Linked DNA regions of Homo sapiens: region 2 is linked to region 1. A link is a loop called in an ENCODE intact Hi-C map of the cell type or tissue named here. Cell type or tissue: A673. All regions are shown on one strand. Links, peaks and the distances in the headings refer to the core of each region. The heading gives the core; the rest is flanking DNA.

Region 1 (6,546 bases), core at 3,662-6,161:
TCTGGGATACTTATCAGAGACTTTCTTGATGCTAATTTAAAGTCAGCCTAGCTATGTGTGTACTTGGAAGGATAAGAAAGAGAGAATTTGAAAAGACTGTGTGATAAGGTGAATAATGGCCCCAAAGATACCCAAGTCCTAATCCTGGGAAACTGTGAATGTTACTTATACAGCCACAGAGATTTTGCAGATGTGATTAAGTTAAGGATCTTGAGATGGGGGTATTATTATCAAGGAATATTTATGGCAATCCTTGATGTAATCACAGTGTGATAAAAGAAAGTCAGAAATTTGATTACAGGCAAGAAAGCAGGAGATGCAAGAAAGGTAGCCAGGGTTAGAGTGATGCCCGGAAAGGGTCCCAGGTCAAGGAATGTAGGTGGCCACCAGAAGCTAGAAAAGGTAAGGAAATGGATTGTCCCCTGGAGCCTCCAGAAGAAAGCAACCCTGTTGACACCTTGACTTTGGCCCATTGAAAGTGATCTTGGACTTCTGGCATCCAGAACCAAAAGATAATTAATTCGTGCTGTTTTAAGAAATGAAATTGGTGGCAATTTTTAGAGCAGTCATAGGAAAGAAATACACCACTTTCTTACTTGAAGTATATATTTTAAACATGTTATATCAACCAATTCTCACTGGAACTCTATGAAGTAAATGGGATTACTTCTTATTAATGAGGAGACAGATGTTCAGAAGTAAAAATGACACAGTTCATGAGCCTCAGCACTTATTATTTGTCACACCTTGGGCTTCAATAATAAAGAAAGGTGCAAAAAACACTGAAACCAAAAGGACTAGAAATATACCAGAAGTCAAAATCAAGCAGGCCTATTGTAAAATGCTTACACAGATATGAGATATAGTTCTAAAGCTCAATGTGTAGATGAGAACAAGCTTTGAGTGGGAACTATTAGGGACTTCTTTAATAAACAGTTTTGAAAGCAAGTGAACAGAAATGCATGATGTAATAATTAATAAAGATGCTTTGGCTAGAATGTATAATCACAGAATATCAGCCATTTACTTTTGAACAGGAAAGCTTCATTACTTTAGTTATAAACTTCTACCCAAAAAATACAGCATTTTGGATTATATAAGAATAATTGAATTTCAGAAGTGGGTCTTCTTCTATGTGAAGCTTTTATTAACATCAGCAGTAAAATTATGAGTTTTTTTGATAACAAAATTAAATGTGTCATGTATTGCATTTAGAACATAAAATCAACACATTTCCATAAAAAATATTTTAAATCATATTTGATACTTCAAATCGTGCCTGAAAATGTGTACAAGTTAAAAATATGAAGAAATTCTGACATATATGTGACAATCAGCTATCTTATTAATAGTCATGTCCTGTGTATATAACAGAATAACTGTAACTTCATAGCGTCAGGCACATGAAAGGAGGAAATTATTTACTGAAATACCAGGAAATTTGTGAGGCACCAAATAAACCTTTGGAGGTTTGACCCATAATGTTTCTAAAAGTAATATGTCATAAGTAGTAATGGAATTGATTTCCAATTATTGACAAGCCATTTACAAGAGGCAGCAAAATGTACTAATTGAAGGCATGAACGTGGAATCTTGTGTCCACTGTATATATGTGATGATGACTCTGGATGCATGTGGCACACAGCTTATGCCGCTGCAGATGGTAGCTCTGCCTGGTTCCTCATGAGCAAAGTAATGAAGCTCTCTGTCTCGGCTTCCTCTGCAAAATGGAGATAAAAATAACCCCTCTACCATGAGGTTGTAATTAAGAATAAATGACTTAGGTATGTGAGGCACTCAAAACACTACCTGGGACAGAGTAAGCACCGTGTGTTTCTATAAACATAGAAGTGCAGATATCTCTTTAATATAATGATTTTATTTTCTTTGGATATATACTCAGTAATCGTTTTTAATTATGGATTTCTCTAATACTCAAAATGAAAACTCACAAAATGTTAATTTACATATACCTGGAGTTACGCAACTATAATTTCTTTATGACACTTTCGGTATTTATGTGGTGGGGGTGAAAATGATTTGTTTTTCTTCTCTCCCAAGGGTGTAAGATGGAAAGACAGTATTCTTCATCTAGAAATTACACTCCCTTCTTCTTTTGTCTTTGAATGTCCACACCAGGCTCAGCTAGAGGTCAATGTGCTATCCATTGCACCACAAAGCCGTTACCTTTTGTCTTATCAACAGCAACTCTCTGCTTTAGGAAGATATTGTCAGATGAAATGAGTGTTTCAAATAAAATGAGCATGGTTCTTTTCACACCTAAATAACATATTTCCATACTAATCAAGACTACATAAATTCATTGGTCTGAGAATGAAATATGAGATTTGTAGAATTCAAATAAATATTCCTACAAAATGCTAAAAATGTTAATTTATTGAAGGTCATTTTCAAGGCACAGACTTTACTAAAACCAAAAGCTAATAACTTTAGGAATAAAATTATGACATAATATAATTGATGAATTGTTCACTTCTGTTGCTGAACTCAATCAAACATTTTTCTTTCAGATTGTAAGTCAGTAGTCTAATTTTCTCATGGAATATACCTCTTGCAGTCCAAAATCTATTTCCTGAAGGAATGAAGAAAAAGTCATATTAATACTATGAATGTATTATATGTGAAAATGCCTTTATAAGGAAGAGAAAATGTGAAACAGGAGAATACTCACAGAAATGAAAGGAATAGTTGAAGCTGTTTGGGCCCTACATTCCCAACTAACCAATCTCCTCTGATGCATGAATTTTGATATATGAGAGAAACAAGAAAGCCCACTTGGCATTTTACCTTCTGACTGGTACACATGGCATGCCCATTACTCTAAGCCTGCCATCCTTCACTAGCTTAATGATATATTGGCTCTAAGAGTAGAAAGTATATCATTTGAATGTTATAGCTTTGTCTCAGGAGCAAATACAGAGAATACCAAGAACACTTCAGCAGGCATTATTGTTTAAATTTTGGGCAACACATTTAAAAGGGCAAGCGAGATTACATTTAAGAACAATGTTAAGTATGCTCTAAGCAAAAATAAAATTTTCACTATAAATTCTTAAGGTACAAAATAGTCTGTTCATATTTGGGTCTTCTAAAAACTTTTCTAAGGAGAGTTTTTTAAAAAATGAATTCGAAAAAGGCACCACAATATTTACAGTTTTATGAATTTGCCACCGAAAACATCAGGTTTAAGTACCTTCTCAGTTGATTCAATTACAAAACCAAACATTTTTCTGTTTTGCTTTATTTCTAAAGAAACTACAGTACATACTATAAACCTTAATGAAAGGGCAAGAATTGGGAGTCCCCGGCCTCAACTAAAAATGAAGCATCAACAATATAAGCTGTCAACCCAATTTTCTACTGCAATCAGGGAAATGAAGAAAAAGATTCAGTAAATTAAGCTCTCCTAATCAAATTGCTAAAAATGTGTAGGTTTACTGAAACTCAAAGATGTTTGTCTGCCTTTTCAAAACACTAACAATCTAAATGTGGGATGCCAAAGGAATTGTATTAGTCAAGGTTCTCCTGAAAAATAGAACCAATAGGATATATATATATATAGCGTGTTTATGTATATATATACATGTGATATTTTTCCTTCTGTTTCTGGCTTCATATAACATAATGTCCTCCATACATACATATATACATATATATATATACACACACACACACATATATGAGAGAGAGAGAGGGGGAGAGAGAGAGAGAGAGGTTTGGGAGTTGGTTCACATGATTATGAATGATTATAGAGGCTGACAAGTTCTACAACAACAACAACAACAGTGTGAGACTCTACCAAGAAAAAAAAAAGAAAGAAAGAATAAAAGAGAAAGGAGAGAGAGAGAGGGAGATGGAAAATATCATCTGAAAGCTGGAGAACCAGAGAAGCTCATGGTGTAATTCAGTGTGAGTCAATGGCCTGAGAAGCTGAGGTAGGTGAAGGGATGCTGGTGTTAAGTCCGAGTCCAAAGGCCAAAAAACCAGGACCTCCAGAGCCTGAGGAGAGAAGACGGATGCTCCAGTTCAAGGGGAGTAAATTTGGCCTTCTTCCACCTTTTTGTTAGATTTAGGCCCTCAATGTATTGAATGGTGCTCACCCAATGTCATCACCATTGGAAGATGCCAGGTGAAAGTGATCTTTTTTATTCAGTATACTGATTCAAATGCTAATCTCTTCCAGGAATTCCTTCAAAGACGCACCCAGAAATAATGTTTACCACGTGTCTGGCCATCCCTTAGCCCAGTCAAGTTGACGTATAAGATTAACTATCACAAGAATTATACAATTTTTCTTTCTTATTGTTTTAAACATCATCAAAAATGAAAAAGAAATTATGGATAAGTCAAGGCACATTTTGAGTCACGCTAAATGCCTAATGTGTCTATGTTCAAGATCAAAATATTTTGATAAACTTTTCAAAATATAAAGGAGTCTAATAAACTTGGGATAAAATATATTTTATTCACTTTAATCCTTTGTCTTAGAAAAAAACTGCTTTCACAACAGAAAAAATAGATAAATTGAACTATATCAGAAAATGTTTTAATTATGCATCAAAAATTGGGCACACTATCAATAAAGTGAAGAGGCAACCCAGTGAATGGGAGAAAATATTTGTAAATCATATGTCTGCTAAGAGGTTAATATGCAGAATGTTTAAAGAAGTACTGGCGGGGCACGGTGGCTCATGCCTATAATCCTAGCACTTTGGGAGTCCAAGGCGGGCAGATTGCCTGTGCTCAGGAGTTAGAGACCAGCCTAGGCAACACGGTGAAAACCCATGTCTACTAAAATACAAAAGAAATTAGCCGGGCACGGTGGTGTGCGCCTGTAGTCCCAGCTACTCGGGAGGCTGAGGCAGGAGAATTGCTTGAACTCAGGGGGCGGAGGTTGCAGTGAGCCAAGATCACGCCAGTGCACTCTAGCCTGGGCAACAGAGTGAGACTCTGTCAAGAAAGAAAAAAAGAAAGAAATCGAGAGAGAGAGCGGAAGGAAAGAAGGAGGGAGAGAGGGGAGGAGGGAGGAAGGAAGGAAGGAAGGAAGGAAGGAAGGAAGGAAGGAAGGAAGGAAGTCCCACAACTTGATAACAAAGAAAAACCCCAACCACCTAATTAAAAATGGGCAAAGAACTTGAGTAAATATTATTCAAATAAAAAAGATATCAAAGGCCAAAAAGCACATGAAAAGGTGTTCAACATCACTAATCATTAGGAAAATGCAAATCAAAACCATAATGATATACTACTTCATACCCATTAGGATGGCTATTACAAAAAGAAAAAGAAAATACCCAGGTGTGGTAACACGACCTGTAGGCCCAGCTACTCAAGAGGCTAAGACAGGAGAATCACATGAGTTCAAGTCCAGGCTAAGCAATATAGAGAGATCTCATCTCTAAAATATATATATGGAGAGAAAATGATACATGTTGAGAAGAATGGGGAGAAATTAGAACACATGTGCACTGTCAGAAGAATATAAAGTAGTGTAGCCACTATGGAAAACAGTATAGAGTTTCCTCAATAAATTAAAATTCCTTGTTGGGGTTTATACCCAAAAGTGTTGAAAGCAAGGACTCAAACAGACATTTGTGCAACTGATGACAAAGTTAATGTGCACTAGTACTATAGATGCTCAAGAAGTCAAGACTATCAATAATGTTGATAGCAGCATTATTCACAATAGCCAAAAGGTAGAAGCAACTTAAATGTCCATCAACAGATGAACAGATAAATAAGATGCAGGAAATACATACAATGGAATATTATTCAGCCTTTAAAACAAATAAAATTTGGATACATTCTATTCATATAACAACATGGATAAAATTTCAAGACATCATGCTAAGTTAAATAGACCAGTCATGAAAGAACTAAGGCTGTAATATTCCATTTATATGTGGTACCTAGATTAGTCAAATTCATAGAAACAGAAAGTAGAATGGTGATTGCCTGGGACTGGGAAAGAGGGAAATTCAGTTATTCATAGATTTAGAGTTTCAGTTTTCCAAGATAAAAAAGTTCTAGAGACTTTTCATGGTGATGGTTGCACAATAATGTGAATGAAATCAATGCTACTGAACTGTAAATTTAAAAATAGTTAAAATTGTAAGCTTCATGCTTTATATATATAATATAATCACAGTTAAAATATATTCTGCATTCTTGCTTTAGTAATATGGCAGATTTTGTTGTTTGGATTAAATTTTCTTTTTAATCAACAAAAAGTGCTGAATTAAAAAAAATTCATATGAAAAACATCACAGAATTGATCTTACGTACATTTATTCTCTCGGTGAGAGGGTTACACACAGCCCTGCTGTCTTGATGATAGGCAAATTCATGTGACTCTATATGGGCAATAAAAGATGAACAGAAAGATGAGATAGGGATCTCACCTATCCCTCTTTAATAGGAATGCCAGTTTCCATATAGCATTTACTTGTTAAGTCTGCATATCAGAGTAAAGACGACTATAGTTTCACAGTTCCTGGCATATAATGTAAATGAGAAACAAGTTCG
Region 2 (6,546 bases), core at 1,642-4,141, 560 kb after region 1:
GTTATCATATATTTGTTTCATTATTTCTTAATGATCCAAATTCTCACCCCTGGAATATAAGCTCCTTGAAAGCAGGGACTTGATTTATGCACTGCTGTTTCTTACTACTTAAAACAGCACTTCCCCTATAATGGCATTCAGTAAGTATTTGTTGAACTAATTCCCTGAGAGCCCATGTAAGACAGTGAAAGACTTTCTCTGTCTCTGTGAAATTCCAGATTTTCCCAGAAGGGAAACAGGAATTTCAGAGCATGCAGAGCCCAGAGTACTATCAGAGAAAGTGGAGGAGCTGGCTCTCAGACGTTCTTTCATCCATGTAACCCTCTAATGCTTTAAGAATTGCACTGTTATAGGGTTAACTCCGTGGGGTCATCTCTTTTGGAAAATCTTAGTTAGGGAAGTCAGATGTGTATGATAGCTAAAATAGTTGTTAACTCCTAAATACCTATAACATTACAGGTACTGAATAGGATTTTATACAACAATCCTAAAACATAAGTAATATTATCCCTATCTTATAAATGAACAAATAGACAATGCCAGAAATGGAACTAAATTACTCAAGGTCACAAAGTGAGAAAGAGGCAAATTTAAGGGTTTGGGTTTAGATTCTCTCAAAAGCAGATCCTTAGTTTAGGTTCTCTCAAAAGCAGACCCTGCATCAAAGATTTGAGTACAAGCAGGTTTTTGAGGAGGAGAACCCAGGCAGTACTATGAAGAAGCAGAGAGGAGAGGCTGGGAAGGAAGGAAAGCCAAAGAAGGGGATTTAATGTGTAAGTAACTGGGGCTGCAACCCAGTAGGAACTGCTGAGAAAGTGTGTGGAGCACACCTCAGAACTGTCCCCCACATGGACGAGGAAGCGAGGCAGTTATCCACCAAAAACGACCCTCGTTGGTCAGGAATTCCTTCTGTAGTTTTAACTTTTCCACGCTTCTGACCTGTCCCACTTGTGGACTAAGACACTAGATGTCCATCAAATTCCCTGAAGCAGAAAGACACAGGAAACATTTCAGCCTGAAAGGGAACTGACCAGAGGTGACCTCCAGGATGGACTGAGGGAATGCAGACAGGGCAGCGAACGTGTCTGCCACACATGCAGGTGGTCCGAGAGGAAAATCCACTGCTGTCAGCATGTTATTACACCACTCGTCTAATTATCTCCACTTCAGACCTCAAATTTATGCAGGATTTGTAGACTCACCTATTTCCCACATCCTACAACCCAGCTAGTCTTCTTGATGGGTTATTTTTATGTACATAGTTTTATTCACTCATTGGTTCAGCAAATATTTGTGAAGCCTCTTATTTGTGTCCATTCAAGGGATAGGAACTCAATGATGAATAGAGCAGTTTTGTCCTCGAGAATTCTGCTCGCAGGTTATAGAAGAGACATAAGTAGGCCAACAATTTTGATAAAGTTTGGGGAGACTATGAGATGGAAATGGGTAGAAAGGGAAGCAATGGTAAACATTTGTCACAACCCATTGAATTTCACGTTAAAAATGGTCTTTTGTTGTATGTGAATCATACCTCAATACAGCTGATACGTATATTTTAAAGGTTAGGGATAAAGGAAATAAGCAATTAGGTCTTATCACCGCTATTCTAATGTAACATGTTACAACCCAGGAAACATAGAACACAGTTGCAATTTTGAGGCTAAACAGTGGACACTAAGAAAAAAGTTTCTAAAGCTCTAGTGTATATCTGAGTCACCAGAAAGCCTTGTGAAAACACCAATAGCTGAGCCCTGCCACCAGAATTTGTGATTCAGTAGGTTAGGGGTGAGATCCGAGAATTCACAGTTTTGATGGAGTCTCCAGTGATGCTGATACTCTTGTTCACAGTCCCACACCTCTAGAAATAACATATGACTGTACTAAGGAAATGTGTTCAAATCATAGTATGATATAGACTGAAGAATGCAACATTTTCCCATAAATAATAAGTGAATTGTAAATTTACACTGCAGCCCAAGACTGCTGGGGTGCTGGTCTGTTTCTTAATGTAGGTGGTGGTTATATGGGTGTGTTCACTTTATGAAATTTCAGAGATGTACACTCATGATTTGTACACATTTCAATATGTATCAAAATTGAACAAAAAGTTTAAATAAAAAAGAAAAAAAAAGGAATGTATGGTTCATTTCCATCCCAGTAGCCCCCTTAATGAAGTGCTTTTCGAGACATATGTATGCTTTATTTAGGGCTTCTTTAACCTAATATAAAAAGAAATCAACTTTCATGAACTTTCACTGAAAATATTGAGCCATATATCTTTGCCTCTAACACTATCATAGGATCCTAGAACATGTGACGTTCTCAATGGTTTGCAGATGAAGGAGAAACAGAAAACGAGCTAAAACACATTTGTTTTAGACTCTCAGAGGAGTAGGAGGAGGGAGATTAGTGTTTTCTAATGGAAAAATACAGCCCCAAAGGAGCAGCCACTTGCATCTTGAACATTAAAAAGCAATCACAAACAGTGCTTCATGCAGCCACTGAGCAGTTTCTGGAGAATTGAACTGAATTTCCTCCTCTCACATTTCTTTTAAGAGGTGCTTTGCCATGAGAGTATTTCCAAGAATTGGAGAGTCACAATAGTTACAAATACCACTGGCCTGAAGAATTCTTGGCACTTGAGGAGCTGTAGGGATTTATACATTAGTTGAGCACAGAGTTGGTGTGTGAGGCTGCATGCTACCAAGACAGGAACATCCATCGGGTTTCAATGGCACCTTTAAATCACCCAGCACTGTGGGGCAACAGGCAGGACAACTGTCTGCATTCTGCTTCCTATGCAATTGTTTAGTCATGAGATGGCATGTTCTCTCCTTTTGCATTAAACAGCAGCTCCACTGAGGTTATAATAATCGTAGTGAACGTTTGTACCATGTGGTGCCACTAAAAAGCCTCTTTGCATGTTGTGCCTTCTACTGACCAGAGTTTCTGTGAGCCCAGCTCCTTCCGTGCTTCTTGCTCTGGGTGCACTGCCTGAGATTAGCACTCAGCTTTGTCTGGCAGTGGTAATTAGTGTGATGTGCTGTGATCACCCCCTGGTGTTGAGTCTGTGCAATAACAATAACATCTGACCTTGGTGTCAACTTCAAAGCAAATCGGCAAAAGCTAAAAGGTGGCTTGATCGACCTGGACTGCTGCGCATTAGAGTTTCAAAAGATAACATTACCACATAAATAGCCTGCCAGGGATGGAGGAGGGGTGAAAAGAGGCTCCGAGGTAAGAGGGTTTTTCTATAGGAATGTTCTACAATCATTTCAGCATTACACAGCAACTCTGTTGGTGGAGATTATAATAATCACACTGAACATTTGTATGGTGCAATGCCATTAGAAAGGCTCTTTCCGTGTTACAGTCATTTCCCACGATTTGGTGGTCTAAATATAAAGAACCACCAAATGCTTAGTGCTCAGTACTGTGCTACTCGTGCTGAAAAGGACACATGTGAGCGCATGACGGGTGGTATCTTCCAGGCTGCCTGCTGGAGCATCTGGTGGGGTGGTCACAGTCCTAATGACTGTGTGTGCCTCTCAGGCCTCACTCACGCTGCTGAAAAGATTGATTGAGAGGAATTAATCCCATCTAAAAAATAAACTTGAGGCCATTTACTAAACGTCACTAGGTCATACATCTGTCTATATGTCAAGTTAAAGGTTTGGGTAGAAAATTAGCACCAGGGTCTAGGCCTAGTTTTAACCACCAGTTTCCCCTCACTTGAGTACTGGGAGTTGCCTTAGCTAGGAATGTCTTGGTAATGTCTTCATCCTGGTATTATTCCAGAATCTCTTTGCCATACTGGTTTTAGGTCTTGATTCAAGTTTTTTTTGTCTATTTCTTACATTAATGTGGCTGTTTGCTGAGATTCTTAATACTCAAATTGTAAAGAGTCTCTGGTTGCTTCTAGCCTGAAATAAACAGAGCTGAAAAGGTAATTTCTGTTTTCCACTGTTACTCTTATCATCTCTGTTTCTAATTCCAATTGCGCAAAGACTCACAGCACAGAAAGTACAAAATGTGGAACTCCTAACTAGAACTACCAGATTTTCCCTGAGGGATGGGACCCACCCAGCTGAGAGCATGGACATAGTTGATTGGCTACACCTTCAGAGTCGAGGACCAGACCTGGGGGTTTGGAGAGGTCATCTATCTATTCATTTATACACACACACATGTAAACGTATATACATACACATACCCATGCACACATGATGTACATATGTGTATCACCTCAAGATGCTGTGTGAGGATTACATGGCAATACCTATAAACCACTTAGAATGATATTGGACACATAGTAAACCTGAATAAATGTCAGCTATTATTATTTATTCTTTATATATCAGTTCACATGTCATTTCCTCCTGGAAGCCTCCTCTGATCCTTGGCTAAGTTTAGCTTCCTTTATTGTGTGTTCTTTGAAGACGTCTGCCTTTCTTTTAAAGCATTGATATAATCTGAAACTTAGATCTGTAGTTTCACAGATGTCTCCTCACTCTACATTGCCAGCTCTGTTTTTTCCTATGACTGTATCTCTGGAGCCCAAACTCTGTTAGGTGGCCAGTAAATACTTGTCAGTTATTTTAGCTGAATGAATCTCTGAATCCCACTGAAAGTCTCCTGCTTAGCAGGGAATGAGGAAAGGGAAGGAAAGACATCTCTAACTAGAGGCTGAGAAGAAAACACAGTCTAGACTCAAACACTCTTCCTCTCTGGTTATTTTCAGCTTTCTAATCTGCAGCAGCTAAGCTTAAGAGCTGCTACCTCAGGACTAAAAACTTATAGCAGGGCATGGTGGCATGCACTTGTAGTCCCAGCTGCTTGGGAGGCTGAGCAAAGAGTACTACTTGAGCCCAGGAGTTTGATCAGTGAGCTATGATCGCACCATTGCACTCCAGCCTGGACAGCAGAACAAAACCTTTTCTCTAAAAATAAGTAAATAATAATTTTTAAGTGCCTTGCTTGGGGGTTGTGAGATCATTATTATTCAATTGCTTGGGGTTCAGTACACATGAGCCACAAATGTCCTCCAAAAACCCAGGCTCTGGGGCAGCCTGACCTTGAAGATGTAGGATAAGACTAAAATTGTCCATCCAATGTGTGGGTGTGGTTTTTGGGGTCCCTTTTCACACTCATATCATCTCTTTTAACCATAAGCAATAATTGTCTTCTCTCCAAAGATCAGATCAAGTGCTCAGTTGGTTCTTCCTCCCTGTGTCCCCCAAACCATCCAGGAGCAGGGGCTTGAAAGATTTACAACACTTTACACTACTTCAACAGCTATTTTAGGTGAGTTTTGGCTCTGGACTTTTAATTGCATTCCTTCATTCATACAGAATGGCCCAGCTTAGGTGTGAAAATTGCCTCTAAATGTGATTGGTATTGATGAAATTCCTATTTGGAATAAATAATACATAGACTACACAGGGAAAGGGATGATAGATAAAACAAATTCAGGCTAAAGCATGAAGACTCTCAGTTTCCTCTGAGCTATCTATACACTGCCCAAAAAGTTCCCCATGGGAAACCACTTATGGTCTTATAGGGAACGAGGACAAATTCTGAGGCCTTTGTAGCACCAGAGCATAGCCCTGAGATGAAAGAATCTGAGTGCTTTTAGTCATCCATGACTAGAAAGGAACTGGGACATAGTAGGTACCAATAAATATTTGATTAATTAATGAAAGTCCTTTAGACTAAAATCTCGTATATATTTGCTGTATGCTGATATACATTTTACAGTGAGATAATCATCTTCATCTTCATAACATGTATGAAATGATTGCTCTGCGTCCTGAGCTAGGCCTGCACACATCAACCAATTTAATTTTTGCAACAGTTCTATGACATAGGTGCTGTTAGTATCCTCATCTTACAGGTGAACAGATCAAGGCTCACAAAAATTAAGTCACTGGCCCAGGCTTGCACTAGCACTAGTAAGACTCAGATCTATGCGATTCCAAAGCCCAGGTTTTTGACTACTCTAACATAAGTAGCCTATGAATTAAGGAAACTCCCATAAAACATTAGGGTTCATAACTTAATAAATATGATCTTATTGCTGAATTTGTATTTCCCTTCATAATGCTCAAATTGACATTTTTTTAAAGATAAGGCTGGGCACGGTAGCTCATGCCTGTAATCCCAGCACTTTGGGAGGCCAAGGTGGGTGGATCACGAGATCAGGAGTTCTAGACAAGCCTGGCCAATATGGTGAAACCCCTTCTCTACTAAAAAAGATACAAAAATTAGCCGGGCATGGTGGCACACGCCTGTAGTCCCAGCTACTCGGGAGGCTGAGGCAGAAGAATCGCTTGAACTCAGGAGGCAGAGGTTGCAGTGAGCCGAGATTGCGCCACTGCACTCCAGTGGCACTCCAGCCTGGGCGACAGAGCAAGACTCTGTCTCAAAAAAAATAAAAAAAAAAATAAGGCTTTTCCAGTTAGTGGTTATTATTCCCTCTTAAAATTAGCAGGGTGATTTTAGAAATTATAATCAACCATCATTCTTTGCTTCTAACATAAAGAAGCA

What was found. Peaks named below come from ENCODE experiments on the same cell type or tissue, not always from the same donor. Only the 100,000 strongest peaks of a DNase experiment are listed, where the experiment ranks them.
Region 2: it touches region 1 in a loop (4-fold over the local background); 2 of 110 quality-filtered maps call a loop at or near these places.

What each region holds. Positions count from the first base shown.
Region 1 is chr11:104,237,697-104,244,242 of GRCh38, reverse strand. No RefSeq gene overlaps it. Among named protein-coding and RNA genes, the nearest start is that of PDGFD, 77 kb to the right of the region's middle. In A673, for the core only: no CTCF peak of the experiment used is centred there; a DNase peak (open chromatin) is centred at 5,102; H3K27ac peaks cover 901 bases.
Region 2 is chr11:103,678,992-103,685,537 of GRCh38, reverse strand. No RefSeq gene overlaps it. Among named protein-coding and RNA genes, the nearest start is that of MIR4693, 170 kb to the left of the region's middle. RefSeq lists an enhancer at 2,879-3,597. In A673, for the core only: CTCF peaks have their summits at 2,871 and 3,073 (motif pointing left); a DNase peak (open chromatin) is centred at 3,017.